Regions from separate parts of the Homo sapiens genome. Here region 2 is linked to region 1. A link is a contact called in ENCODE Hi-C data. All regions are on one chromosome and are shown on one strand. Each heading gives the region's core, a stretch centred on a gene start or an enhancer-like site at or near the end of the contact. The rest is flanking DNA. Distances are from core to core; before and after follow the strand shown.

Region 1 (7,085 bases), core at 3,417-5,916:
CTCTGGAAATCTGGTCTAAATACAACCCAATCATCTAACGGCAAAGACGTGGGATTGTGAGTCTTTTCTCTGTAGCCGTTGCAACCCAGCAGTCCAACCAACCACCCACTCACCATTCTCTGGGGGTCTCTTCCACTTGAGCTGGATGTTGAGGTTTCGAGAGTTGTTGATCATGGCGGTGTCAAGCAAGTCATAGATGGCATAGGTCTTCCGAGTGCCTAGGATGACGTCCTGATATGTAGTGGTCGGGGGTGGGTGCACCTCTAATGTCTCGTTGTCCTGGGGACACAAAGGCAGGGCTAAGAAGCAAGCAGAGAGGGTAGGCTGGTCCTGGGGACCAGCGGTGTGTTTGTGTGTGTGGCTGGAGACCTTGTTACCTGGTTGTAGGTGGTGATGTCCACATAGACTCGGCTCTCTGAAGCCAGGGGGCAGGGCTCCGTGAGGGTTCGGGAGAACATCCGGAAGAGGGACCAGTCTGAGAAACAGAGCGCAGGGCTGAGCAGGGGCCAGGCCTAGGCCTAGTCCACATAGATAAGGCAGGGCTGGCATGGGTGGGTACAGATGAGTTGCCAAGGTAACTTACCTTTCTTTCCCTGCCCCGTGATGAAGGCATCAAATACAACTGACAGGGTCTGCCTCAGCTCCCAGGAGATGCTAGTACAGCGTGCATTCTATCACAAGGGCCAGATGGCAGCAGTGAGGGGGTATCACTCTCACCACACAGCCCCCAAAAAGACTCCTACTCAGACTCAATCCCTCATCTATGTATCTTCACATCCATCGATTTGCTACCACCCACTCCTGAGCACTTGACCTCGTGCCAGACCCCGTGCTGACAGCTGTATGTGCATCAGTTTGATAAACTATCACAACAACCCTAGGAGTGGATTCTACTATCAATGTCATGTGGCAGGGTGGGAAACCAAGCTCAGGGGAATGAAATGATTCACCCAAGGTTACGCCAGCTGGCAAGTGACTGAGCTAGCAATTGCACCCGCATAGCTATTGTTCTGAACCACTATTTTCCATGACAAATATTTATTCAGTGCTTGCTAGGCAACCACTGTTTTCTTGGTGCTTGGCCAATGCCCTGAATAACCGTCATCACATCTACCACTCAGTACTCACTCAGCCTGAGCCAGACACTGACCACATGCTTTACATGTACCTTCTCTGAGCCCCTGGATGGCAGCTTCCTCTACTCCCCATGACTTACTCTGCAAACAGGGCGGATATGCACTGCCTGGGAGTGGTAGCTGGTGTGGAACAAGCGATCTGCCTTCAGCAGCACAGAGAGGCCTGCCTGGAGGAGATGGAAAGAGATAAGAGAAGCCCTGTATGGAGCACTTGGCATGGGGCGCAGGTTCTCTATACACCCCCCGCCCCCGGCTGCCAGGCTCTGCGGCCTCACCTTGGAACTACAGGGCAAGAGCTTCTTCCAGGGGGTGAGGTTTTCGGTGCAGACCACCTCCCGCGGCAGCACAGCATAGCGCAGAAAGTAGTGGTCAGTGTCTGAGGGAGACAGAGGTCTGTCTGGGGTGGGCCTTGGGCTCTGACCCCTCGGGATCCACATTCCAGAGATGGGAATGACCCTCCTGCTCCCCACACCACCTCTAGCACCACAGTCTGGACAGTCCCAACTGGGAGTAGGACTCCCTTCTCTCCTTGGGAAAAGGCATGCAGAGATGGCACAGTATTGGGGGCCTGCACACACAGGGGACTTAGGATCTAGCCCAGGCTGAGGAAGCAGGAAACTGAGGGAAAAGGAGGCAAAGGTTTGGGCAGGAGGTAAGAGGAAGAAGGAAAGGGCTGTAGGGGTTATCTCACCATTGGCCAGACCCAGGGGTTTGAAGGAGGCAGTGGGAGTGACTGTGTTGGTGGAGTCGATGAAGTTGAGAGAGGCGCAGAAGATCCCTGAGAGGACATTACTGAGCTCCTTCCAAGATTTATCCACACTGGATAGAGACACAAATCCACTCACTGTCCTGGGGCTACCTCTGCTCCCTCTTTCAAAGTCCACAGCTGGCTGCTAAACCTATGATAGGAGGAGGCTGTATTCTTAACTATTAGACGGGCCAGTTGATGGAGCTGGAACATTGCTGCCCCCAGCCAGCCCACTTGCTGGGTCTCATCCTACTCAGCCCCTTCTTCCTCACTCTCCTCTGGACATCTCTGCATCCCCATGGGTCTCTGCTCAGGTGATTCTTCCTTCCTTGCAAGCCTTTGCTAACTTCTTTCTGCCTACCTTCATGATCCGGCTCCAGTGCTTACCTCCCCTCCACGAAGCCTTTCCTGCCCTCCTTAAGCACAGTCTCCTCTGTGCAGTCACGGTTCTGACCATCCAAGCATCTTACTAGGTCCCTCCTGGGAGATGGCTAGGTGGCAGCAGCATCGTGTCCTGACCACCTTTTCTCCCTAACTAGGCTGTAAGCAACTTGAGGACAAGGACCAGTCTGGGTCATCTATGTACTTCCCCTGACACCATGGAAAGCGCCTCATGTATCAGAGCTGAAATGAGCTCACTGATCTTCCTTGAATGTGCTGGGCTGGGCAAAACAATGCATACTACCCTGTGTATACTCTGGGAATAAAGGTAAGTCCTGATTCTACTATCATGGTGAGAAGTCTTATATCCAAAAAAGCTCACTGAACATGGGAAAAACAACTGTTCTAGGATTTCATAAAAACATCAAATTAAATTAATGTTCTTTTCTTGGAGAAATATCAAAAGAGATTTGCTCTCAGTAATAGAGAAAGCATAAAACTTAATAAGCACTAGAAAGAATTCTAAGCATTTGCTCCACATTTCAGGCAATTACGGGCTGAGGGAAGACAGTGACAGCAGAGTAGACAGGAAAGGGTAGGGGAGCCAGAGTTGAGGCAAGAGAGAAAGTCTTGGCAAGCTGGGGAGTTACTGCTTATTCCTTATTCCTTAGTGTTGTCCAGGAGCTTTTGATAATTCTATGTTCAGAGCTTTTCAACTGCTCCAATCCTTAAGCCTCAAATAAAAATGGCAAACTTGAAGCCGGAAAGCTCTACTCAAACCATAAACATGCTTCATTTGGTATGCACAACATTGACCCGCACAGCACTCAAAAAATTTTTAAATTACTTGCTGATATTTGAATTTGCCAATTTTCACATTAAATTCCAGATTTCTGGTATCTCTTGAAAAATGAGGCCAGGTGTGGTGGCTCTTGCCTGTAATCCCAACACTTTGGGAGGCTGAGGCAGGAGGATCGCTTGAACCCAGGAGTTCGAGACCAGCCTGGGCAATATAGTGAGACCTTGTTTCTACAAAAAATTTTTAGAAACATTTGACTCTGACCACATTAGGCCTCTATTCCCACATGGCAACAATCCATAGAAGCTGAGTGGCAGAGCTGTCCTCGTTAGAATGTCACACAAACTCTCTAGCCTGCCACAATTCCTGCTGCTCCTTTTTATTGCCCTAAAACTTGTTATATCATACTTGCACTATTGATTTCTTATAGTGGGATTAAGAGGAAAATGAGATATATTTCTCATTCCTGTGTTTGTCAATTTTAAAAATACCTTTATTCATTCCTTACCTGTGTGGCCCATGTAGACCTGTTTGCAACCACTGCACAGAAAGGTTCTATTCTAAACAGGATAGCCACAGCAGCCACTGGGAAATAGCGGTTTGTAGTAGGCACAGTAACTAGACCTGCCCCCTCCCAAACAAAAGCAGTTCCTCTAACACTGTGATGTAGCATCCTGTTGGCCAGTTGTAACCCACAGATATGTTATGGTTGGCTTTCGTGGTATTTATTATCATTTAAAAAATATTAATGAATGCCTTTTAAAAGGTTATCCAGTTGCCAGTTTTCTACTGCCTTACCTCCAAATAAGCATTAATTGTTTGCTATTTGCCTCTCCAGGGATATGCATGTGCTACCTCAGGTCTGAAAGTTTTAGGATTGGGAAGTTTATTCATCTGTGGTAACATTTCTTACTTCCAATGCCAGCTCTACCCCCATGGAATCGCTGCCTACTGGAAGTGCTGTCCCCAAGAGCAGTGGCAGGATGACAACACTCTCCCAGCCACATTCCCTCCATGGCCTGCAACAGGGCCCAAGGTGTGCACTCACTCAGTGACAGTGTCTTGGAACCAGACCCACAGCTCTGCACCTGATGGGGCCTGCAGGAAGGGTGGCCCCCAGTATCGGGTCCTCCAAAAGCCTTGTGTGAATGACAGGTGCAGCTCCCGTAGAGAATACTTGGAGATCAGCTGCCCCAGGGCTTTGGGAAAGAGCCTGTAATGGGACACTGGGGAAACGGGAGCAGGTGAGTGACGATCCCCACCTCGTCGGGGTCCACACCCAGGATCCCGAACTCTACCCAGGAATTAGGCCCCGCCCCCAAAGTTTGCCTTCATCCCACGGCCGGCCAGCCAGCAGGCACTACGGAAATCTTTCCCTGGTCAGATCTCGCGCCCTCACCTCCTTCCCGCTGAAGCTCCGAATCCCAGCGCGTGCGGAACTGGAATGTGGCGGCTACGTCCCCGGAAGGCAGCGGGGTGATGACAAGTTCCTCCCGCAGGCTGTCGCGTGGGGGTTCTGCAAGGCACCAGCCGCCGGGCCCCAGGAGCAACAGGACGAGCAGAGCAAGCGGCATAGCCGCCGCCATGCCTGCGGCTACTTCCGCCTACCCAGCGGCGCTCGGCCCCATGAAAAGCCGGTATCCAATAAGAAAGGCGTGTGAGAAGTGACTTCCGCTGTCGTCCCGGAAACCGGGATGCGGTTATCAGAGCGACCGCCTGCGCAGGTCGCGAAGATTCCCTCAGAGCTGGTGGGTCTAAGGGGGTACTGGGAGGACACGAGAGGGAGTAGGCAGGGCGAGTAACCAGCTTGAGGCCGCACCTAGTTCATGGCGTATTCCACCCACCAGGAAATGCTTAATAATATGAAGCTCCTTCACTGCCATTTTACCCATTTGATAGTTGAGGAAACATTGACTGAAAAAGATCAATTACTTTTGGGAAAACCATTGTGGTTTTAATTTGCATTTCCCAAAGTAAGAGGAACCTCCTGCCCCTCTTAGCTTCTAGTGTCTCCATTTGCTGCAAAACCCCCAAATAAGTGGTTCTTTTATTACGAAAATGTTCAAACAAAATTGAAAGAATGAGCACCTGTTACAATAAACCTATTTTCCACCACCTAGATTCTACTATTTACATTATACTATACTTGTACTTTACCACATATTTGTCTATACATCCATCATTCCATCTTGTGTTTTGGTGCACTTCAAAGTAAATTGCAGACATTAGTACACTTTCCTTTAAGTAGTTAAGCATGCATATAATTAACTAGAGTTCAGTATTCGATTGCATTTTGATGTAAAATTCACATACAGTGAAATGCACAAATCCAAAGTACACATTCACTGAGTTTTGACAAATGCACACACCTATGTAACCCGAACTCCTATCATGATACAGAACATTCCTAAAACCCCAGAAAATTAGCAATACCCTTTCCTAGTCAATCCCTGCTCCTCTATCACCTTCCAGAGGCAGTTAGTACCCTGATTTTTTCCCACAATAGATTAATCTGTTCCAGAACTAAATATAAATGAAATCATATAGTATGTATACTGTGTAAGGCTTTTTTTTTTCTCATGGGAAGAATGTTTTTGAGAATCATCCATGTTCTTGCATGTATCCACAATTCTTTTTATTACTGCGTAGTATTATTAATTTATCCATTCAACTCTTGATGGGCACTTTTAAAGTTTTTGGTTATTATTAACAAGGCTGCTGTCTGTGCAAGCTCCTTTGTAGACGTATATTTCTCATATCCTTTGGCCAGGTATTTAAGAGTGGAATTGCTGGGTCAGAGAGCAGGTGTATGTTTAATTTTATAAGAAACTGTCAGACCTTTCTCCAAAATGTATCATTTTATGTTTCCATAAACTATGAGTCTCCATTGTACCACATCCTGGTCAGCATTTGAAGTTTCTAATTTTTTGTACTTTTTAGTTTTGACCACTTGGGTATGTATGTAGTGTTTGCTCATTGTGGTTTTAATTTGCATTTCCCTGGTAACTAAAAATGTTAAGCATCTGTTCATGTGCTTATTTGCCATTTATTTTTTAATTTAATTTTTATTTTTTTGTGAAAGGTCTGTTAAAGTCTTCTGCACCCTCACCCCTTTGTTTACTGGCTTGTCTTTTTATTGACTTTTTCGGAGTTCCAAAGTTAAAGTCATGCTTTAGTTTTTCCACCTGCCCTATGGGAAACACATTCATGAAGGATTTCATGAACAGTCTCTTGGTGACACTCATGACCACACTTCTAGAAAGAGCCAATTTGGTGTCAGGCAGGTCTGCCAAGATATGCGCCAACCAACCAGACATTTCCAGAAAGGAAATGTCAGAAAGATGTCTTTATCTCATTATGCCTTCATTCTGCCTGCATTCAGTGTTCCTGCCCCATTAGACACGAAATATTAGGAAGGCCATGGGCTTAGATGTCAGAAAGACAGGAGTCCAAATCCCTATGCCAGCCTTTAATCCATATGAGCATGATCAACCCAAGTGTCACTTTTCTTCATTTGTATAATGAAGAAACCTACTTTCAAGGTTGTTGTTAAGATGAGAAATTATGTACATGTAGGATATGGAATGTAGCAAGTGCTTAATAGTAACACTCAACCCTGTCACCTAGGCACTAATATGTAAATGTAGATAATAGTGCCTAAGTGATAGGGTTGCTTGAGTGTTATTATTAAGAAGTACATAAACTAAGATAATAAAGATTACAATGAGTGATGGAGCTAGGACTATAGTCTACACTATCAAACCTCAAAATAATACTTTTTTAAAGGTAGCTGCCATCATTATGACTATTTTGTACTTCTCTGTTTTCCTTTTGAAATTGCCCATCTCCATCATTCAGGACCCAGCCACCTCTAGTGAAGACTTACCTTCTCCTCCTCTAGTGGTCTACAGGCTTCATGTACTTCTGCTACATCTCTCATCACATTGTTTCCATTACCTGTGTCTGTGTCTGCTCCTGGAAGAGCTCATGGTCACCTTAGTATTTCTGTTGCCTAAGCAAG
Region 2 (7,085 bases), core at 2,556-5,055, 670 kb before region 1:
ACAGGTATTTGCTGAGCACCAAATGCTGCCCCCTCCAGTTTGCTGTTTGAGTGGAATTGCTCATTGCCCTGTCTTGGCTGTCCTGTAAACCACAAGGCCTACTCATATGTTCTAGGAAACACACATCGTTCTTTAGTACTGGCCACACTTTAAACTATACCTTTCTTCCCTTACAGTAAGGGGTAACCCACTGTACACCAAATTTTAACAGCCAGTGAGCTTAAAGATCTATCTGACAGAAATCAGATGGCCTCCACTGTAGCAGATTTTCAATTTATCTCCTGGTCAAACTTTGGTGCTCACCTCTGAAGGGTTACAGGCTTTTACACCAATCAGGTACCCCCTGATTTGGAAGGGAACCTCTTATCCCAGAAGACAGTATCACTCGTGGTTACAATAGCATTTTGGGCATCAGGCCGCACAGGTTCAGTGAGTCTGGCCATGCCACATAATCTCTGTGGGACAAGCAAATTAACTGGCCTCAATTGTCTCATTTGTAAAATAGGAATATAGTACACATATTACAGTGTGTCCAGAATTGGTGGGTTCTTGGTCTCACTGACTTCAAGAATGAAGCCGCAGACCCTCATGGTGAGTGTTACAGTTCTTAAAGACGTCGTGTCCGGAGTTTGTTCCTTCTGATGTTCGCATGTGTTCGGAGTTTTTTCCTTCTGGGGGGTTCGTGGGCTCGCTGGCTCAGGAGTGAAGCTACAGGCCTTCCAGGTGAGTGTTACAGCTCTTAAGGTGGCACGTCTGGAGTTATTTGTTTCTCCCAGTGGGTTCGTGGTTTCAATGACTTCAGGAGTGAACCTGCAGACCTTCCCAGTGAGTGTTGCAGCTCATAAAAGCAGTGTGGACCCAAAAAGCAGTAGCAAGATTGATAGCAAAGAGCAGAACAACACAACTCCCACAGTGTGGAAGGCAACCCGAGCGGGATGCCACTGCTGGTTCAGGCAGCCTGCTTTTATTCGCTTATCTGGCCCCACCCACATCCTGCTGATTGGTCCATTTTACAGAGAGCCGATTGGTCTGTTTTACAGACAGCTGATTGGTCCGTTTTGACAGGGTGCTGATTGGGGCGTTTACAATCCCTGAGCTGGACACAAAAGTTCTCCACGTCCCCACTAGATTAGCTGGATACAGAGTGTCCATTGGTGTATTTACAAACCCTGAGCTAGACAGAGTGCTGATTGGTGCATTTACAAACCTTGAGCTAGATACAGAGTGCCAATTGGTGCATTCACAATCCCTTAGCTAGACATAAAGATTCTCCAAGTCCCCACTAGATACAGAGTGTGGATTGGTGCATCCACAAACCCTGAGCTAGACACAGGGTGCTGATTGGTGTGTTCACAAACCTTGAGCTAGACACAGAGTGCTGATTGGTGCACCCACAATCCCTTAGCTAGACACGAAGGTTCTCCAAGTCCCCACTAGACTCAGGAGCCCAGCTGGCCTCACTCAGTGGATCTTCCACTGGGCCGCAGGTGGAGCTGCCCGCCAGTCCCGCACCGTGCACCGGCACTCCTCAGCCCTTGGGCGGTCGATGGGACCAGGCACCTTGGAGCAGGGGGCTGCGCTCGTCAGGAAGGCTCAGGCCGCGCAGGAGCCCGAGGGAGGAGGGTTGGTGGGGCGGAGAGACTCGGGCATGGCTGGCTGCAGGTCCCGAGCCCTGCCCCACGGGGAGGCAGCTAAGGCCCGGTGAGAAATCGAGTGCAGCGCCGGTGGGCCAGCACTGCTGGGGGATCCGGCGCACCCTCCACAGCTGCTGGCCTGGGTGCTAAGTCTCTCACGCCTGGGGCCAGCAGGGCGGGCCGGCCGCTCCGAGTGTGGGGCCCGCCAGGCCCACGCCCACCTGGAACTCTAGCTGGCCCGCAAGCGCCGCGCGCAGCCCCGGTTCCCGCCCGTGCCTCTCCCTCCACACCTCCCCGAAAGCGGAGGGAGCCGGCTCCGGCCTCGGCCAGCCCAGAGAAGGACTTCCATGGTGCAGCGGCGGGCTGAAGGGCTCTTCAAGCGCGGCCAGAATGGGCGCCGAGGCCGAGGAGGCACCGAGAGTGAGCAAGGGCTGTGAGGGCTGCCAGCACGCTGTCACCTCTCAATAGGGTTGTGAGGATTAAATGAGATGATATGTGTAAAGGATTCAGCACATGGTAGGCACACAATAGATGTTACCTATTATGTAAAGCAAACATCTAAATAAGAAGTCACCAAGTCCTGAGCACCTGCCTCCCTACAAGAATCTTTCTTCATAAAATTAACTTGCTCCTCTATCAAAAATACTCATCAAACACTATATATTATCGTTTGTTTATTGCTCATATTCCCTAATAGGCCATGAGCTCCCTAAGCACAAGGATTTTGTCTACCTTACTCTCTACTCTCCACAAAATCAAGTGCATAAAAAACACTCATTAAACACTTAATACACAAGTCACTGAATACATCTTTTGGCTAAAGTCCACTACCCACTTGAGGTACTGCCACTCACCTCTAAACCAACATTTTTCCCTAAGCTTGGTTATCTTAATCATCTAATTAATATGATTCTTCTTAAATTTTCATAGTATTAGGATCTATATTGGAGGGAAAGGAATAAGAATGAACATTTGTTGGGTATCCATTATTTGACAGACTTTATGTCTTCATTTCTAATTTCATACAGTCTTATAAAGTGGGAATTGGAATAACCCACTTTGCCTGTGAGTAAACTAAAGTTCTAGTTACAACCATTGAGAATCCCTATTTCTTTCCATCACAGCGTTTATCTCAGTTTGCAATTACACACTCAAGTGTGATTATTCGTCTAATGCTTTCACCAGACTGTAATCTCAAAGATAGCAGAAAAGGGTCTGCATTTGCTCATAACAGCGCCTAACAAGCAGGCATATAATAAGTATAGGGCTACATAGTAGGTATGTAATAAACATTCAGTGAATAAATGAGTGGAGTGAGCATAGGGGTAGATGTCAAAGAAATCTGGCTTCTTGTAGTGTTTAAATTCCGCAGGCACCATTTTTTCTTAGTAGGCAATATTCGCAAGGAGAAGAACTAGACCCCATGGAGTCTGAGGCGTTTCCAACACTAATAAAAGAGTACCTGATTAATATAGCTATGGCTGTGATTAATAGAGTGCATTTACTATTGTGTGAGCAAATCCCATTCCCTGTGACAAATGTATTCTATACATGAAATGAACAGTACAACATTTTACAGGCTTCACGGTCAACAGTTACATTCCGGGAAATTTTTGACGTTGAACGAATATTCCAAGAATAAATAACTCAAGAAGAACCTGTGACTATATCTCCAGAAACCTTTTGCCGCTTGTCAGTGAAACTAATAGAGTACAGAGCCTATTTAAATGTAAATTTAAATACAACATTTTCTCCACCTTTCTGCTCTCTTTGTTCCTTGTGGTCCGGAGGTTACAGGACTATATATATTCTCCAATACACACGTGTATAGGGATTTGGGGTTTTTGCTTTCAGTTTTATGCAAGACTAAATCAAGGTATTTGGGGATTTGAATGTTCTGTTCCCACAGTTAGGGAGGAGGGAATGTGCTCTGAAAACAGAAAAAAAGTACTCTGGGGCGGGGGCTGAGGCGACCACCGTGGGGCCCATCCTCAGCCTAGGACGCTGTTGCTAGGCAACTCCCTGCGTTCTCAACTCCCGCCCGAGAGCCACTTCCCGGGCCCTCATTGCCAAGGAGATCGACGCCCCAACTCAGCCCTGCCGTAAACACGCGCGGTCTTGCGACAGTGCCGCGCCTGCCGCTACGTGCGCGCCCTCTGCCCCCATCTCCACTCTCCGCCCGGCCGCCATTGCCTCGTGCCCGCGCCGGTCGGTTGGTGGCGCCTTTGTCCTACGGCGGGCAGGTGGGCCGACGCGGAGGCGGCAGCGGCGGGCCTGAGGCGAAGGAGCGGCCGGGAGCCCGCCGCGCTGGTAGCGGTGAGTGCCGGGAAGCGCTGGCCGTCAGCCGAGGCGTGGGGCTGACGGGCAGGCCGTTGTGGGGGGCCTGGCCGGACGGGGAGGCTGAGGCGGGAAGGCCCACTCGACGCGCGGCCACGGTCTCGGCTCCTCTCCGGGTGCGCGCGGTGCTGCGCATGCCCGGTGCGGGGCGCGGCCGCCTCCGGCTCCCGTCAGGCCCAGGCCCGGCCGGCCGAGGCGGCCTACGGTTCTCTGTGGTGGACGCAGGTCGGCGGCGTCGCATCGCAGCCGCCTGTCTGTGCACGAACGGTCGGTCACTAGGAGTCCTCAAGGCTTCTCTGGTTGAGCCGCACATCCCGCACCCCCTGTCGAAACGGTGGAGTCGCTCGCCCGCGGGTCCTCAGCGAGTCAGTGGCGCAGTCGGGATTCGAACCGGGCCCAAGGCGTCCCGTGGCACCGGGCGTTCTCCAGGCGTGCAGCGCCGAGCGGTGTACTGAGCGCTGTCCCCCGCCACCGTCTCGCGGCCCCTGACCGCATTCTCGGGGTGTCTCCTTGTGGTGTGACACCCCACGCGTTTTGTAGGCGCGGACCTCGGGCCCAGAGAACGGGGAGAGGAACTGTTCCCGGGTTTACCACGTAGCTCAGCGCCAGCGTCCGATCCGGCCGGCTTTCCAAGCTCCCGGCGCGGGGCACTGTCCGCTCCCCGCCAGCGGGCGAGGGGCTTCTCTTAGGACGGCGTTGCACACGTTTCAGTCTCGCGTTGCACCTTTATGTCCGTGGACCATCTGTACTGCTATTTACCAAATGTTACATTTTTTAAAAAATTCAAACTGACTCTTTTTTTCTCCTTAAATATATTTAAGGCGGCAACTTCAATCACAAACCGGGTACTGGAAAGCCAGTTATTTTTCTAATGCTTATAAAAAAAATAAATATCTGTCTGTTGAAATAAACAGTGCGTCCTTGTTCCTCCTGAAATTATTCTGCGTTCCACACTTTGGGAAACGCTGCCCGAGGAGTAGCTGATTAATTGTGGTTCTTCTGGCTTGCACTCTGTGCACAGAATTTTTCCTGAGGCAAAGCAGATTCTATGAATGCCCTGGGCTCTTCAGGGATAATGTAACAGCTTTCTTGTAAACTGTTCTCTTTGTTGACTTAAAAGTGTTAGTCCCAGGGAACTGCAAGAACTGTGTTCACTCAGGTGCACCCGGTGTGCCTGAATTTTCTTACAGCGTTGTGATGTCGTAGCCCCCTGTTGGCTCATAAAAAGATGTTTCTACAAATGCTGGGGAAGCTTTTGTGAGTTTTGACAACTCTTAATTTAATGTTTTCTCTATGAGTCAGTCTGGGTGTGAAAACTAACTTTGTGTCTACTTTTTGCAACCAGTAAAGCCCATGCTTTGCATTGTGGATATTAGAAATCACTTGGCTATTTGTTAACATCCATTTCTTCCTTTATTGTGATTTCTTTGCCTTTCTTTGAGCTCATCTGTCACTCTTCAGATTGCCTTTGAAACCTCTGACACTTCTCTTAACCTAAAACTTAGAAACACTGATTTTCCTTGTAGAATGTCCCAGCGAATCCATATTGCAAGGCTCATTGGAAGGAGTTTTTCTAGATTCAGTTTGCTCAATGTTGCATACCTGTGAACACCACAAGTTTAAAGGAGGCATTGACAGATTAACTTACTTGTAAGTTAATAGTGTGTTCATAAGATCTGTTTATGTGAATGTAAGAGCAGATTTAATTTAAATCATTGACAGGAAAGTCCCATAAGTCAGTTCAGGCTTATTCAAGTTTTCTTCCCCTCCCCTCAAAGGCTGTGTAAAAAAATATATATATATGTATATGTATATATATGTGTGTGTGTGTATGTATCTCTCCCCCTGTTAAAAACATGTTTCTTTGGGGTTACCTTGGTATGATCACAATGTAGAATTTACGTAAGGCTAAGGTCATTTTCTTCACATTTCTGAGAATTTGATTTAAGCCCGGCGTCCGTTTCAGAACTTCAGCAAATGGAAACTCATCTACCAGTGCTTGAGAGCTAAGAAAAAACAACTTGTTTGTTTTGGTTTTGTTTTTGTTTTTTCTGAGACAGAGCTTCACTCTTGTTGCCCAGGCTGGAGTGCAGTGGTGCGATCTTGGCCCCCGGGTTCAAGCAATTCTCCTGCCTCAGTCTCCTAAGTAGCTGGGATTACAGGCGTGCGCCACCACGCCCGGCTAATTTTGTATATTTTTAGTGGAGACGGGGTTTCTCCATGTTGGTCAGGCTAGTCTCGAACTCCCAACCTCAGGTGATCTGCCCGCCTCTGCCTCCGAAAGTGCTGGGATTACAGGCATGAGCCACCGCGTCCAACCAGAATAAACAATTTTTGGAAAGACTTTCGTAGTCTGATGAGAAAAGATTTATTGGTTTGAAACTTCATTTTAAATAATCATTGCAAGCAGTCCATGTTTATGACCTGCAGATGGCAGTGCCTTTGTGTAATGTTTTACTACTGTGAGGATTAATAAAATTTAGTTGTGCTTTTAAGAATGGAAAATCTTCACAAGAAATATATTAAACTTTTTCTTCCCTTCAGTTTAGGTTGTTCTCTTGTTTTTGACTCCCCACGTGAAGAATGAAACGTCTATTCCTGAAGTCACTGTTACTCTTAGTGTAGTAATGATAATAACATACAGCCAGTAGTGCATATGGTAAATACTAAATCATTGCTCCTGCCCGTCATCTTATGAGACTGATAAACTAGTTTGATCTTTTTTATTTATAGGGAAATGATGACTCAAAGAGGTTAGATTTCTTGCCCCAGATCACATAATTAGTAGAACATATTCAAGACATCATTGGAGATAATTGATTTCAGGGTCAAGCAAAATTGGGAAATGTTGAGATATAGTGGTGTCCTTACTCCAAAACTTCTCAGAGGCATTTATGTGCTAAATATGTGCAATGTCAATATCTGAGAGAGGAAGTTATCATGATGCCTTTCTCCTGCTATCCTCTCATGAATATTTTGAAGTAATAGTGTTCCTCAGAACTGACTACTCTTTCTACTACGCTGTATTTCCTCTCTGTACCTTGTGGTTTATTAATGATTACTGCATATCTTTAAGACAGCTGCTTTTAAAGCTCAATATCAGCTTTTTTGTGC

What was found. Hi-C counts contacts between places; a loop is a spot of excess contacts on that map. Pooled maps may share reads with other maps.
Region 2: a pooled map shows a loop between it and region 1 (8-fold over the local background). The contact joins the promoter of NCOA5 here to the promoter of PIGT in region 1. A Hi-C loop is called at or near these places in 11 of 50 pooled maps.

What each region holds. Positions count from the first base shown.
Region 1 is chr20:45,413,722-45,420,806 of GRCh38, reverse strand. It overlaps PIGT (phosphatidylinositol glycan anchor biosynthesis class T), which reads right to left and starts at 4,666. Exons shown (of 12, transcript NM_015937.6): 1 at 4,464-4,666; 2 at 4,113-4,290; 3 at 1,828-1,955; 4 at 1,412-1,512; 5 at 1,217-1,303; 6 at 584-671; 7 at 378-475; 8 at 114-279. The coding sequence starts at 4,650. LOC107985405 (a long non-coding RNA gene) reads left to right here and starts at 2,424. Exons shown (of 2, transcript XR_001754640.2): 1 at 2,424-2,593; 2 at 3,990-7,085. RefSeq lists an enhancer at 1,138-1,197.
Region 2 is chr20:46,086,682-46,093,766 of GRCh38, reverse strand. NCOA5 (nuclear receptor coactivator 5) reads left to right here and starts at 3,805. Exons shown (of 8, transcript NM_020967.3): 1 at 3,805-3,950. RefSeq lists enhancers at 3,642-3,691, 3,705-4,518, 4,372-4,581, 4,519-5,333 and a silencer at 3,852-4,201.